Linked DNA regions of Homo sapiens: region 1 is linked to region 2. The links are chromatin loops, found by intact Hi-C in ENCODE. Cell type or tissue: GM12878. All regions are shown on one strand.

The links. Peaks named below come from ENCODE experiments on the same cell type or tissue, not always from the same donor. Only the 100,000 strongest peaks of a DNase experiment are listed, where the experiment ranks them.
Region 1: it touches region 2 in a loop (15-fold over the local background); 5 of 110 quality-filtered maps call a loop at or near these places.

What each region holds. Positions count from the first base shown.
Region 1 is chrX:6,018,396-6,026,395 of GRCh38, reverse strand. All of the region lies in intron 3 of NLGN4X (neuroligin 4 X-linked), which reads left to right. Among named protein-coding and RNA genes, the nearest start is that of NLGN4X, 210 kb to the left of the region's middle. In GM12878, a CTCF peak has its summit at 4,871 (motif pointing left); a DNase peak (open chromatin) is centred at 4,829.
Region 2 is chrX:7,085,654-7,093,653 of GRCh38, reverse strand. The region is part of intron 2 of PUDP (pseudouridine 5'-phosphatase); the gene reads left to right. Among named protein-coding and RNA genes, the nearest start is that of STS, 58 kb to the left of the region's middle. In GM12878, a CTCF peak has its summit at 4,492; no DNase peak of the experiment used is centred here; H3K27ac peaks cover 1,316 bases.

The sequences.
Region 1 (8,000 bases), 1.1 Mb after region 2:
TCAGTGAGTGCATTTCATACAAGTAGATACAATTTTAGGCAAAAAGTTGAAATATTCTTTGAGTTCTTTTTCTTCCAGTAAAAGTCATAAATGCATAAATGTTATCTTCCTACCTGAGGAATGGAAAAATATTGTTTTAAGATTTTTTTTTTTTAATGGAGTAACAAATGCTATTCTCTGTTACCCAAAAGAGAGGATTAAAAAGATGAAACATGCCCATAATGGAAGCGGAATGCTGGCATTGGAAAGAATGTAGATCGCAGCCAGAGACAGACAGGAGCTAACAACTTTCCTCTACCTCTGCCTTGAGAAAGTCAGCTAGCGTTTCCTCAGACTCTTTCCTTAGATGTAGAAGGCAGTGGTCTCTCCCTTGCAAGGTTGTTGTACAGTATAAAAGTTCCATGGTTCAAAATACCACACTTTACCTCATTAATATATAATCTGCTTGTCAATAAAAAAATAACTTTTTTCTTTTCTTTTTTTTTTTTTTTGAGATGGAGTCTCGCTTTTATTGCCCAGGCTGGAGGGCAGTGGCATGATCTCGGCTCACTGCAACCTCTGCCTCCCGGGTCCAAGCGCTTCTCCTGCCTCAGCCTCCGCAGTAGCTGGGATTACAGGCGCCTGCCACCACGCCCCGCTAATTTTTGTATTTTTAGTAGAGACGGGGTTTTGCCATTTTGGCCAGGCTGGTCTCAAACTCCTGACCTCAGGAGATCCACCTGCCTTGGCCTCCCAAAGTGCTGGGATTATCAGCATGAGCTACTGTGCCTGGCCAAAAAATAACCTTTTAAAAAAGATTTAATGGACTCATGTAGATGAAGTTTCATAGGCTCTCAGCAGCAACCATTATACCCAGTCACACTACAATTTCTAGTGTTATTAATACCATTATGCATTGTATTAATACTACTGTTTATCCACAGTAAGAATTGTAGCTGACCCAACCTGTAATGGCTAACTAATATCTATCAAATATTGGCATCCAGACTGAACCATGTTAATTTAAAATAACATTACAAGACACTTGTAGACATTAAATAAATCAGAAGATCATCATGTTTGCTATTTTTTAAAAAATAATCAGAACTGTGCTACACAATCTTGCTAGCCATTGGCCATATAATTTATGATCCAATCCAGGACATGTTTGAGAGTTGCTCATGTGCTATGAATAAACTGGGATTGTCCCAGGCAAATTGAGATGTATCATTATAGCTATAAAGTAATTATTTATATCTACATGAAGTGTCTTCTGATTGAATTGGTGTTCAGTTTGTTTTTAAAGAAGCTGCACTTCTATAAACAGATTTCCTATGTGTTCTGCTATACACCCTTGTCACTAGGAAGGTGTATATGTTACCAGAAAGGGATCCTAATCCAGACCCTAAGAGAGGGTTCTTGATTCTCGTGCAAGAAGGAATTGGAGGCAAATCCGTAAAGTGAAAGTAAGTTTATTAGGAAAGTAAAGGAATAAAGAATGACTGCTCCATAAGCAGAGCAGCCCGAGGGCTGCTAGTTGGCTATTTTTATGATTATTTCTTGATTATATGCTAAGCAAGGGGTTGGTTATTCATGAGATTTCCGGGAAAGGGGTGGCAATTATTGGAACTAAGGGTTCCTCCCCTTTTTAGACCATATAGGGTAACTTCCTGACATTGTCATGGCATTTGTAAGCTGTCATGGTGCTTGTGGAAGGGTCTTTTAGCATGCTAATGCATTGTAATTAGTGTATAATTAGCGTATAATGAGTAGTGAGGATGACCAGACATCACTCTAGTTGCCATCTTGGTTTTGGTGGGTTTCGGCTGTTTTTTTTTACTGCATCCTTTTATCAGCAAGGTCTTTGTGGCCTGTATCTTGTGCTGACCTCCTGTCTCATCCTGTGGCTAAGAATGCCTAACTTCTTGGGAATGCAGCCCAGTAGGTCCCAGCCTTACGTTACCCAGCCCTTATTCAAGATGGAGGTGCTCTGGTTCAAACGTCTCTGACATATATATTCAAGAATTTGGAAAACCTCAAGTTCACCAATGCCTCTCAGATTAGTCATTGCCAGGGTGTGTGGTGTTCCTATCTGCTCAGAAGCCAGAAGCCAGCAAAATCCTTGCTGAGCTGTACGTGCCAGGGCATTTGCCTGGTCTCACCTACCCACTTGAGTACCTATGCCCTATCACCCATTCACCTCACAACATCCATACGTATCATTTACCCCTAAGAAGATTAGACATTAATCCAGGTAATAAACTTTCAGAACAATCACCTCCAGACAGAAACTGCAGAGGATAATCTGATAAATCTGAATCCCTGTAAGGCCATTACTGAATCAATAAATACTCTTTTCTCCATCTTAGTTCCTTACTTTAGTATAACTTGAGTTCTCCCCAATCTGTTTTTTTTTTGTTGTTGTTGTTCATGATAGTCCAAAGACCTTCGATGTAAAAGAGAATGCATCTTGCTCATGCTTTTTGATGGAAATACCTGGAACTTATTTATTCCTTCCCCTTTCCAGTTGTCTCCAAGTGCAAGTCTGTCTGTACCTGCAGTGGATTTCATCTACCTCCATTTAAATATGTATTTCCGTTTAGCTCACATGGTACTATCACCTTTTTGGTGATCCTATGACTTCATGCTTCATGTATGCTGAAATTAATTGTTGCTTCAAAAGAGTCCCAACTATGTAACATCAACTCATTGTGTGCCTCTATGTGGCTGGCAGATATTACTTCATTTAATCTTCGTAAACTCCCTTGGAAGAGTTAACCTTATGTCCTACCTATGAGGAGATGAATGCTTTGAGGTAATGGGATTTACTCATGGCATCACACCTTCTAGCAGTCAGAGCAGGGACTGAAACCCGGGTGTAACTGAAGCCAGAGCTCTGACTTACCACTCAGAACTCATCCACAGCCTTCTTAATTAATGTCAAGTATGAATTAGTAAACCATGGAATGAGTGAAGAAATTGAGTATCACTTTAGCATCAGATGTAGCTTTTATCATTATGCAAAAAAGTTCTTACTGCTGATCAAGATACACAATTGTGATAAGATGCTTACAGTGTATTTTTAAGTTCCTCAAAGTGGGTCCTTGAAGGCTGATTCATTTCCATTCAATCGATACTGGTTTGCTTTGGTTCACGGTGATGGTGGCATTAACCACAACAATGGCATTTGTCACATCAAAGCTCTTCGGTGCAGTAGAACTAGTGTTTCATCAGGAAATTTGGTGTCCTACCCCCAGTTCCCATGTCATTGCTGGCTTGCTGTGTCGTGTGCATAAATTGAGTCAAATGATCATTTCGGTGCATTTCTTACAATCTTTCACATATTATAGCTATCCTGAAAATTTTCATCTGAGGGTAGATTGCGTCATGGTCTTCTGAAGTTGTCTTTCTCTTTAAGACCATTCATTGAATAAACCTATTAGACGCTTTGGAGTCATAATTGAATATAAGACAGAAATGGTTTGATATAAAAGCAACCAACATGCATAGCAGAAACAGCATTTGTAGTCATAATTTGGGTGACTTAACCCATATGCACGTGCTCAGCCTAATAATGTGGTCACTTTCCCTGTTCTGGTGTCCCTTGTAGGGTTTTCCTCTGAAATTGAGGGAGGGTGGGCTGAGCTCTGAAGCATTCTTGCAACATCGGCCAGAGTGGTCTCACCTTTATGCTTTTGTGATATGTGTGAGCCATGTAATATTCCACTCAACAAAAGAAGCCTGGAAATCATTAGAAGAGAGGACCAATACGTTCTTCCCAAGAGTTACAGCCTCAATTCCATGGGTGTGCATTTATGTGACATGCATCTGACATTAGTGGGAGTTCAATGGGTCACTATAATTTCCCTGAAGCACACCTGCTGAAAAATGTCAAGCTATCTTATAAATGACCTGTATGTTCTTCTCCCCTTTGGAAGTTAGAGGAGTTGCTCTATTTTTGGTACATTTGCTATTTTATTTCTTTTTTTCTAACAATATTTCTTTTCTTTAATGCTTTATGAAGGATTTTATTTGAAATGATAAATGGAACACATCTTATGTATCAAGTCAAAAGTTCATAAGCGTATATATTAAAAAAGAAAGCATCATTTCCTTTTTCGAGAATCAACACACCTTGATGCCAGTCTCCTGGTTTCATTAGAATCCCTCTCTTCTCTTCCTCTAACCAAAATGTCTCAGATTCCCCCGATTTGATTTCTGTAAATGGCCTACTTTGACTGGAAGAATTGCCTCTCTCTGTCTAAAACAGGACCCAGGCGTTACTAAAACAAAACACTGCAAAAAGTTAAATGAGGAGAAAGGAAAGTTAAGCATTGTACTTAGTGAGAAATACATAAACAAAAGTAGAGACGTAAAAGAAGCATGAGAGAAGGGTGAGAAAGTGAAATCCTGAGACAAGATGAATGGTGTGTGAGCACTCAAACCCAGGAAGTAGCAAAAGGTGGAAGGAAGAATGGGAGCCTTTAGAATAAGATTCTTTGTGGGCTGGGTGGCAGATGTTATCGGTAAAGCCAGCCTGGGGAGTTGGCAGGGGTCCATGCAGTAGATAACACAGCAATAGAGTGAACACATTGCAGAAGATAGGGCAACCTCTAATCCAGAAATTATCAGATAAAGAAAAACCAAGACACTTTGCAAAACAAAAAAAAAAACAAACAAAAAAACACAACACAATGTCTTGTTTTTCATCATCATCTTCTTTATAATGAGGTTTCCATGCATTGAATACACACTTGGAAACACTGTAATCCCATGGTTGTTGTGGCTGCAGATTGATAGGTGTGGACAGGTCTTTGGTGGGGCAAACAAAACCAGGATCATGTTTTTTGCTCTCAGAATGATCGTTTGCTTGGACTTTCCTCTTCTGCCTCCTAGTGGCTCAAAATGCCCACTGCATTCATTGGATTTATTCAGGATGTGAAGAAGGTCAGGGGAAATTAAGGATGAGTGCTTTGTCATTAGGACCTGAGAGGCAAATGGAGCAGAGATGGGGACGACTGCAGTGGGATAAGGACTCTCTCACCAGGAAGGTGCCATTGATGTAATAGTTGATGGGAACAGCAGAGCAAAGAGGCTCCCTCGTCCTCAGCTGACTCAACAACAAGCGAGACATCAGATGGAACGGTATTTATTGGGCAAGGAAAATCAGGGGAAGGCTAGGTGCAGTGGCTCTCACCTGTAATCCCAGCACTGTGGGAGGCCAAGGTGGGAGGATTCCTTGAGGCCAGGAGTTCCAGATCAGCCTGGACAACCTAGTGAGACCCTGTCTCAGAAAGAAAGAAAGAAAGAGAGAGGGAGAGGGGGAGAGAGAGAGAGAGGGAGGGAGGGAGGGAGGGAGGGAGGGAGGGAGAGAGAGAGAGAGAGAGAGAGAGAGAGAGAGAGAGAGAGAGAGAAAAGAAGGAAGGAAAAAGAAAAAATTAGCCAGATGTGGTGATGTATGCCTGGTGTCTCAGCTACTTGAAAAGCTGAGGCAGGAGGATTGCTTGAGCCTAGGAGTTCGAGGCTGCAGTGTGCTGTGATTGCACTCCAGTCTCAGCAACAGAGTGAAATCCTGTCTCAAATTTTTAAAAAAGACTCAAAAGAAAATCAAGGGAGGGAGTGGAGACAAGGTAGAAAAGAATTTTTTTTATTTTGTGCTTTTTTCCCTAATGTATTCATTTAATCATCAAATAAAAATTGAATATATTGATCATGTACAAAGTGATGTTTTGAAATATGTATCCATTGAGAAATGGCTAAATCGAGCTAATTCACAAGTGCATTACTTCAAATGCTTATTTTTCTGGTGCAAACACTTAAAATCTACTTTCTTAGAGATGTTCAAATATTCAATTCCTTGTGATTCAACTTTGTTTGCCATATTGAACAGATCTTTTGAACTTTTTCCTGCCAACTGAAACTTTGTAACCTTTGGCCAACATCTCCCGTTTCCTCTCCACCTCCAGCTTCAAGTTCTGTAAGAGAACATTCTACTCTCTGCTTCTGTAAGCTTGACTTTTTTTTAGATTCCACATATAAGTAAGAACATGTGATATTTGTCTTTCTGTGTCTGGCTTGTATCACTTAACATAATGTCCTCTGGTTCATCCATGTAGTCCCAAATGACACAACTTCTTTCCTTTTTTTTGAGGTAGAATAATAGTCCCTTGTGTGTATAAACCCCATTTTCTTTATTCATTCATCTAATGATGGACATTCAGGTTGATTCCATATTTCAGCTGTTGTGATTAGTGCTGCAATGAACATGGGAGTGCAGATTTCTCTTCAAAGACTTCTTTTTTCCAATCCCAAATACACAAAATTATCATCTGGCATCTGTCATGCTATGGAGACTCTCCTTGATCTATTTATAAACGATTCAGGATTTCTTTAAAGAAGCTGAAATTTTATTTTTACATGCATAACCATATTTAGAAATCAAAATATTCAAACAGAAATCACAGAAGAATCTATTCCATCAATATATAATTCCCAGTTAATTGATTATATAATGTCATTTAAGCATGAGTTAGTAGTCACAGAGAATATGCCTTAAAAATGTTCTGTCTTTGAAAGTTTTACATTCAAAACAGTCTCTTAAGATTATTAATTCTAAAAGACACCATCCCTTTCTCTCTTCAGCCTGTTTTCTTCATTTTGCTTCTCATCCAGTATGTGAAAGGTTGATGATTTTTAGTTGATGAGGTTGACGTGCCCTCTTTCTCCTTGGGGACAGAAGGACATAAGTTGTGCTTTAAATGAAAATAAGAGTATGATGAGTATCCCAAGGGATGATGGAAAGTTCCAGGGAGAAGCATTGAAATTGAGAGCCAAATTCAAGTACATTGGAATTAGGGTTCTGGTGATAATTCTGTCAGTATCTACATATATTCAAGGAAATTAGTCCTTTCGAGTAGGATAATGGAAAAATCTCTAAAAGGCAATCTGAGCGGGATGTTTAAAGACTACGTGATTATTATGCAGTGCATGCCTGTACCAAAACATCTCAAGTACCCCACAAATGTATACACTTACTATGTACCCATAAAGTTTAAAAAAATGTAAGACTACTACACATATTCTGGCCTGCAGCTTTTTTTCCCCTGACATTTGCCTACCCGCCTGTAATAGCACAGGCAATTCTACAAGAAGCATGAATATGCACATATGTACATGCATGACAGCAGTGATACAAAGACAGATGTGTTGTGTTCTAGTATAATTGTCTTATTTTTGTCCATTCCAACGTTAATAAGTCATTAGCTTTATGGAAATGAACCCTAGGGGATGAAACATACAGGTGCAAAGTAAATTTCCTAGGGACTAAATTATAACCAAATTATGGCAGGTACACCCTGCATTTAGCGATATAAATATATGTTTCAAATAAAATTGTAACATATTGATTGGCACGTCCAGCCATATTCTTAAGATACTTTATCCTTGGACTAAAAATAATAATAATCGCTTTTTTGAATGAAGTGTTTAATTTTCAGTGTAAAAAGTCAGGAATATTTTAGAATGCTCAACGCAACATTGCTTCAATGAGCTAGGGCCTTTATGAAGATAAGTCACTAGAAAGTCTGTGTTGATTCGGTTAATTATTTGAGATTGTATGCACTGATTTTCACTGTGTTAAGTATAGTGGCATTTATTAGAGGCTCAGATGTTATAGAGAGAAGGCTGTGTCCAGTTATAGGGCTGTAGTCATAAACAGATGGGTAAAATCAACACATCATTGTAAATCATAAACAGGCAGGTATGATAAACACATAATGATAAGCATTTCAGCACTGGGTGCAGTGTTGCATGCCTGTAGTCTCAGCTACTCGCGAGGCTGACGATCTTTGGAGCTTAGGAGTTCAAGAGCAGCCTGGGCAACATAGTGAGAACCCATCTTTAAACATTAAAAAGAACAACAAAAAAACATCATTTCAGTGTAGACAGGCATAACATGATCTCACAGAGAAACACTACGATTTGTACACAAGAAAACTAAGCTTTGCACTGGTGTTGGGAGA
Region 2 (8,000 bases):
AGGGGTGTGCTCACAGCATAGGACAGCACTGTGGAGCTGCACAGACAGGCTTTGAGGGGTGTTAGGTGCCAGCACTCTCTGCACACTGCAGTCAGGACGAGGGAGTGGGGAGGGCAGTGACTTTTAGGTGAGCATCCAGGTGTAGAGCGCTGCCAGCTTGCCCCGAGTCCCAGCACCCGCTCACAGCCTCCTGGCGCCAGTAGTAGAAATGGTTGCACAAAGCAACCAATGAGAAATACTTTCAGTTTTCCATCTGCCACACAGAGAAGGTAGGAGAGGCTTGCAAAGGGAATAGCATCCAGTCCTTTTGTTACTTGGGCATGGAAAGTTGGGGTTTTCCTTTTGATTGAGTTCTGGGAAGTCAGCATGAATCAGCTTTCGGTTCCCTGCCTCCAGACCCTATTCTCCTGCTTCAGTATGATGTCCCTAGAGTTGTCAAATCCATAGAGGCAGAAAGTAGAATTGTGATTGCCAGGGGCTGGGGGAGGGGGATGGAGGTTTTAGCATTTAATGGGGACAGAGTTTCACCTTGGGGAGATGAACACGTTCTGGACATGGATGGTGGTGATGGCTGTACAACAATGTGAATGTACTGAATGCCACAGAATTGTACACTGAGAAATCATTAAAACAGTACATTTTATATTGTAGGTGTTTTACCACATACAACAATAGTTATTCTTTTTCAAATGGCAAGAAGCCATTCAAGGATTTTGGAGTTGTGTTTTGGCAAAGCTCCTGTGCAGATGAGGTAGAAAGCCTGTAGTGAGTAGACACAAATGTGGTTTTTCACATAAGTGTTGTGGATAAGTGCATCTCCTTATCCCCAACAGAATCATACACTCTTATCAGGGAAGACAGGTGTCTCTCATACGCCCCAAGCACCTGGGTCATGGGGACTTGGGCCCAGTGTCATGGGCAGGTTTGAGTGAGGTCAGGAGTACCTCGCACCACGCCTACTCTCTTGAGGTGGTTTCTGCACCACTTCTATACGGTGGGACCTTTCATCTCCATAGCATGGTAGACACAAGAATACAGGGAAAGTCTTACTCTCTCCTTTCTAGAGGATTCCTTAGAGAGTAGACTGTAAGAGCAAGACTTTAATATTTGAGACTATTGACAGAGACACCATCAACAGAAACTCCTCACAACAAAGCTCTAGCCATAAAACTGAAATTTCTATGAAATATTTGCAAAAAAAAATTGACAATAGGAAACTATGATATTTTATAGTAAGTAGTCCACAAATTAGGTTAAGAACTTTAAAATTAGTTTGGGATTACTATAACTTAAAGTATTCTGTTATTTTTGTCTTATTGTTGAATGCATAAGGCAAAATGAATCCATTTTTGATGTGAGTTATTTAAAAGAAGAATACTTTTCTGTTACCTCTTATTTGTGAAGAAATTGAAAACTGAAACTCTTTCCCAATCTTTATATCATTTGCACTTTTATGTTTGTTTTGTGACGTAGTCAGGGTTGTTCTTATTTGCATTATGTAGGTGAGGATACAGGTTCAGAGAAGTGAAACGGAGAAGGAGAAGTTTGACCCTGGCCTTGTAGGCCATTACCAGGCTGCTTTTATTGAGAACCTCAGGTATGGCATTCTCTACGATGAGTTAAATGCCTTCTTCAGATTGGGTTTTATAATACTTGTGCTTGTTTAGGTAAGAGAATTTACATTGTTTAATCACGTAGAGAGCTATAGTAGAAAATCAGGAAAATTGAATGAGCTATTATGTTAACATTTCCTAGTTTGTATCTTTTCCTTTGGCTATTAATCATAAGCTATTTAAATAGCTGTTTTATACATTTATTTTGTAGTGATAGATCCTTAGAAGTAGCAACCCGAAAAGTGATTCAAAGTAAATGAAATTAGTACTGTAAGCAGCTTTCTGGCAAATCAAAGAAGACACAAAATCAAATATTTTTCTGAGGATGGTCAGTATTTTGAGATAGTTGGTCAGGTTCTCCAGATCTTAAGAAAGCCAATGAAAGAAAAAGTCCATTTAAGGCCGGGCGCGGTGGCTCACACCTGTAATCCCAGCATTTTGGGAGGCCAAGGCAGGTGGATCACTTGAGGTCAGGAGTTCGAGACCAGCCTGGCCAACATGGTGAAACCCTGTCTGTATAAAAATACAAAAAAAATTAGCTGGGCATGGTGGCGGGCGCCTGTAGTTCCAGCTACTTGAGAGGCTGAGGCAGGAGAATTGCTTGAACTAGGGAGGCAGAGATTGCAGTGAGCTGAGATCATGCCTCTGCACTCCAGCCTGGTGACAGAGTGAGACTCTGTCTTAAAAAGAACGAATAAAAAGTCCAGTTAAATGTGCCTTCCCTTTGAGTTTCCAGAGCTTTCCACATTCTAGTGAAACCTAGGAGACCTGAGTTACCACAGTCAAGTGGTGAACTAAGTGTGTCCTGATCAGAACAAAATACTGTTCCTCGGTATCTTTCCCTTTCTTTTTTATTTACCATTGACAGCTGGCTACAGAGATCATATAATCTCCAGAAAGAATGCTGGTATAGCTTCTGTGAGGACAGGAGGCTCCTGACGATCATAAAGTCTTTTTCATGGAGTCACCATTGACCCTTTGGAAGTGTTCAGTGCCACTTCTTTCTCATATCAACGTAAAACTCTGCAAAGTCATCTCCTTCTCATCTGTTACATAATACAAAAGAATGCATTTTACTTGATTTTCAGGGCAAAGAGCAGATTCTGAAACTGATAGCACATTTGCACACTGAACTCAGAATTTGCCAGTGGTAGTAACCTTTGTCACATGGCGGGGAGCACAAGATTGTGTCTGATTGTGTCTGGCCTGGTTGGGGTGAAGTCGGGGCTAGTGGGTCGCTTACATGGTAGCCTCCAGCCTCTTCATTGTGACAACACAGGAGCTTCTGGTGTTGAAACTGCCTGTCCCTGTAAGACTGAGATGAGATGTGAGGCATATGATCAAAGGGTCACTTACCAGCTAGCTAGGGGGAAGTGGACATTTCCTGAATGTCCCACATTTTAGAAAATAGTACGAAATTCCCAATGCAGATACTGTCTGGGTTGTATGAGTCTTATTTTACTGAGTTTTCTTTGTACCATGCACAGCCTATTGTAAGCGCAATTTAATAAGGAGATTTTAAGCATGTTGGTATATCAAATTGATTTGATCTTTATATACATCCTTTTTGTCTATTAGGGATTTATATGAATTCAATTTCACAGGGCTAAGAAAAATTTTTTTAAATTTAAAAATTTCTGCTCCTTTGGTTGCATTGAAATGGTGGGTCTATGGCTCATAAAATATTCTATGCATGGTAAGCTAAAATATATCTGTATTTGGATTTAGCTGCATAAGTACAGGAACTGAACATCAGACTTTAATAAACATTAATAAACCCTTATGCTATATGTTTTTCAATGAGTTATTATATAGTATATATAATATTTAGATACTATATATACTTTAAATTCTCAACATTGTTTTGATAATTTGCTCTAATAACGCTCTAATAATTTGAGCACTTGTAGAGAATATTTAGTTAAGTGGTTAATGGAAGAAACTCGTTGGGGATTTTTGGATTCCGTTTCTAGGAGGGCAGTTCTCTCATGAGGTAAATTTCCTATCTGGTCTGTGCATGAATTTCTTGAAGAACTGACAATAATTCTTCCTATTAGTGTCACAGGCAAGGGGGCAAAGGGGTTAGGTGTCAATGCCTGGCTGATTTCCTGCATTACAAAATTTACCTCTTACTTTTCTGTCTTCCTGATGTTACCCCCTCTTTTCTTTCACCTCTTGGGCCTGCACATGATTTGTTTGCTATCAGGGGCCAATAAGCTTTCTCTGTGTTTTCAGCTTTACAGACCCCATGGTATATGTGTGAAGCCTTTAGCTTTGCTGTGTTAAGAAGCAAGTAGCTGTAAACAGTGCGTGAGTGGGTGCTGGTGCTGCACTCCAGTCAAACTGTCTCTACAGACACAGAAAGTGGAACTTCATCTCATTTTCACAGGTTATAAGATCATATTTTTTGACTCTTTTCATTTAAAAACAGGTAGTAAGTTGAATTTGTGTTTCAAAAAAAAACAAAAGGCAGGATAAAACGAAGAGCTAAAACACCACAGAGCAGGTTGAAATCCCGGATGTGAAGTAGTGGAGCCATTGGGCCCTCCACCCCAAGCTGTGCATTCAGAATGCCACCTGGGGCAGAAAACAGGTTTATACACAGAGCCAGAGAGACTTCAGATCTCCGGTGATCAGGCACAGTGGAGGACGTAGATAAAAGATCCCTGCACCCTGCGCTGTGAGCCCACCAGGTCCCTTCACCTCACTCTCTTTTATGCACAACCAAAAAAGATCCTGGAGAACTCTTCTCTGGGGAAGGAAGTTACCTCATGACAACAACTCTTAAACACCAACATTTCGAGGCCCACTGATGGAAAAACTGACTACAGGTAGTAACTTCGAGTTTGGAGAAGGCTCCCACCTGTGCCCCCAGGTGGTGCTGTGTAGCTTACTGAGAATCTGCCTGGCGGCTCAGCCCCCACTCTTCTGTTGTGGCAACCCACATCTGAAATGTTGTCCTCTGGGGAACATGCATCCTTTCCAGACACTCCTGTAATCTATATATTTGTTCCTCCCTTTCAAGAGGCTTAGAACTTAAACTTTGGTTGTCATTTTTGTTGATATTATGCTGTTCATTCCTAGTATAGCCGTTTTCTAAAAGGAGAGAGAAGCAAGGATCATGGATCAGTAGCCAACGTTAGAGTCAGAGAGCAGTTTGCATGCAGGTTGTCACAGAGGCACATCTAGAACACAAGGAAACTCTCATGCATTCCATGTGCTTATTAAAAGGGCATTATACTGCGAAGTACTAGTCTAATAATTCTCTGCAAGGGATTTAAAAAAGGGATCAGGGGTTAGTACTACTTGCTAGAGTCAGAGGGCAATTTGTATGTAAATTGTTACAGTGGCAAATCTGGAACACAAGGACACTCACATGTATCCCATGCTATTAATAAAACGGCATTTTATTGTTTAAGTCCTAGTCTAGTCATTCTTTATAAGGGAAAACAAGGATCAAGGATCAGTACACCATGCTATAGTGAGAGGGAAATTTTCACGTTAAGTTGTTACAGAGACAAATCTACAGCACAGGGAAATATTGAGTCATTTTTAACATTAAGGTGTCAAGTCCTGCCTGGAGGAGGGGCACTTAGGGTCAGTAGGATCAGGTGGAGAGGCTTTTCTTCTAAAGTCCTAGTGCTTAGCAGAGGAATGAGAGAGACCATTCAGTCCCACTATCACATTGTACACCTGTAGTTGCAGCACTGTGGGAGGCCAAGGTAGGCAGATTGCTTGAGGACAGGAGTTTGAGACCAGCCTGGTAAAATCCTGTTGCTACTTAAAAAAAAAATTACACGCTGTAGTCCTACGTTTACTTCATAAAAACTAATGTAGAAATGCAAAATTAATTTTCCTTAAATAAAATTTCTGCATTACTCTCTATATTACTTTGTCTCTTTTATTTTCAATGGCTGAAAAAAATAGTTTTGTTTTAATTTTTATTATTTGATCCATCCTTAATTACCAGGCATTGATCAGTGGTTTGAATTGCCCTCCCTGGCTTTCCATTTTAATCTAAAATTCTGCTATAAGTCTATGAAATTGGACCAGAACACAAGCTGTGCCATCAGTGATACTGATAACGAGATTCTAGAGAAAGGTGCTTCTTTGGCTGGAGGAGTTTAGGCCGATCACATTTCAGTGACCCCGGAGAACATTAGACAGCACCTATTGCCACAAAGCAAGCAGCCAGCTGTGGGTAGAACAGCAAAGGCAGTCGGATGCTCATCGCCTGTATTGCCCTGGGACCAGCAGACCAAATAAATGTAAACTGGACTCTTGCAACTGTTTGTTTGAAGATTTGAAAGGAGTTAGTTTATATTTATTTTCATAACTGCTTTATTTCTGTCAGTATTTAATGTTTGCCAAAAAAGGAAACACAGGTTTCCCACACTGTCTCCCCATCAAGTATCACAAATTTGTGTGTCAAGTACCAGAATTTGAGAAAGATAATTAAGATGGTTTAAGGTCATCTCACAGATAGAACCTCAGTCTATCCAAGTTTTCTCCTCCAGGGTCAACCCACTGTATTAGCTTCCTGGTAGTGCTGTGTTAATTAACAAACTCCGTGGCTTAAAGCAGCAGAAACTTAACTGTCTGACACCTCAGAAGGCTAGAAGTCCGAAGTCAAGGTGTGAGCAGGGCTGCACTCCCTCTCAAGGCTCTAGGGAAGGATCCTTCCTGCCTCTTTTCAGCTGCTGGTAGTTGCCGGCCACCCTTAGCTTTCCTTGGCTTGTACCTTCAACTCCCCAATCTCTGTCTCCATTTTCACACGCCCTCCCTCGTCCTGTGTGTCTTTGTCTCCAAATTTCCCTCTCCTTTCTTTGGATTTAGGGTCCAACCTTAATTTAGTATGGCCTCATAATAACTTGATTACATCTGCAAAGACCCTATTTCCAACTAAGGTCCTATTCCCACGTTTTAGGTGAACATGAATTTTGTGGGGAGAGCACTGTCAAGCCAGTACACCTCCACCCATACTTTCCTACTCCCAGCTCAGACTGCCACTGTTCAGGTTGCCCCAGGAGGGCCCTGAGCTGGGGCGCGGACTCAGTCAGTCGTGTTTGGCTGGAGTGTTCCATGAGGTTCAGCCAGTCTTGCCAGAGCCTTGCTCCTCTTCCAGCCCCTCAACCCAATTCCTTTCTCCTGTTTCCTTTCCTTCCACACTACCACACTGTCTTACGTCCAGGATATAGGTTAGTCACTCAATTCCATAAGCCGGATCCTGTGGTGCAAATTCCATAAGTGGCGATCCCTGATATTAGCTTTGAGTTGGTGCCGGGTCCCTAGTAAATTAGGACTGAAGATCTGCACACAGCCAAGGGCCCTCTCCCTAGCAGCAAGCACCTTTTCAAAAGAGCAGAATTCATTTGGAAGGCCTAGAAAAAGGAAGGAGGTGCTCTGCCAAAATCAATGATGTCTGAGAAAGAAGCATGCTCCCTAGAGCTTGGAGAAGATCAGAAGAGGGATAGCCTGAGGCATGGCTCTGCAGTAAATCATTAAGAGACGCCCACTCACAGTGGCTGTGGCTACCAGAGGTTTCCTGTGAGGGAACTAAAAAGCGCACAGTAGTGTTTGTAAGTGATGGTTCCATTTTAATAGATAAACATACAGAACTTATAAAAAATCAAGAATCTATATTAGCCAGATTTCCTAAATTAGTTAATATTTCTTTTAAATTTATACTTAAAGTCACAGTTTTTAAAACTATATATATGAATGTGAATACTATATGCTTTGGGGAATTTGACTTTGGTTATTTTCTAGTGTCAAGGATAAACACAGCCAGACAGTAGTTAAAGCGATCAGCACAGATTTTCTTCCATAATATACTATTGCAATAGAGAAAAGAGACCAATGTGAAACTGGGCTCAACATCAATTATCCCAGAGGTGACTGGGCATTTTAAAGGGAAATTCAGGGAGTAGGGAGGGGTCAGCAGGGGCTCAGCAGAGTTGGGGAAGTGAAAATTGCAGAAAGCAGGAAGAGGGTTTGGTCAGTGTGAAGCCATCTGGGTTTCACTGGTGCTGATAGAAGTCAGGCTCCTGCCCTTCCACAGAGGCTTGTCTGCAGGAGTGGCTGGAACCAACAATCAGTTATTTTGGCAGCCTTGAGTTTTCGTAGGCAAGTACTTTAAGGGGGCTAGAGTCATGTAGCGGTGTGACCTTGAGCTGTTGAACTTGTTCAAGTCTTTATAGGCCAGTGTGGGGGCCTTGTGGAGAAAAAGACTCAGAGCAGCCTGAGTAGAGTCTGGTCCAGGAGACACTTTTGTCACTGAGCATGACCAATCCATTTATCACAATGGTAGCAGCGTGTCCTCATGGAATTATGTTTCCTTCGATAAATCTTGAACAAGAAATAAATGCATCAGCATATGTTTTTAAA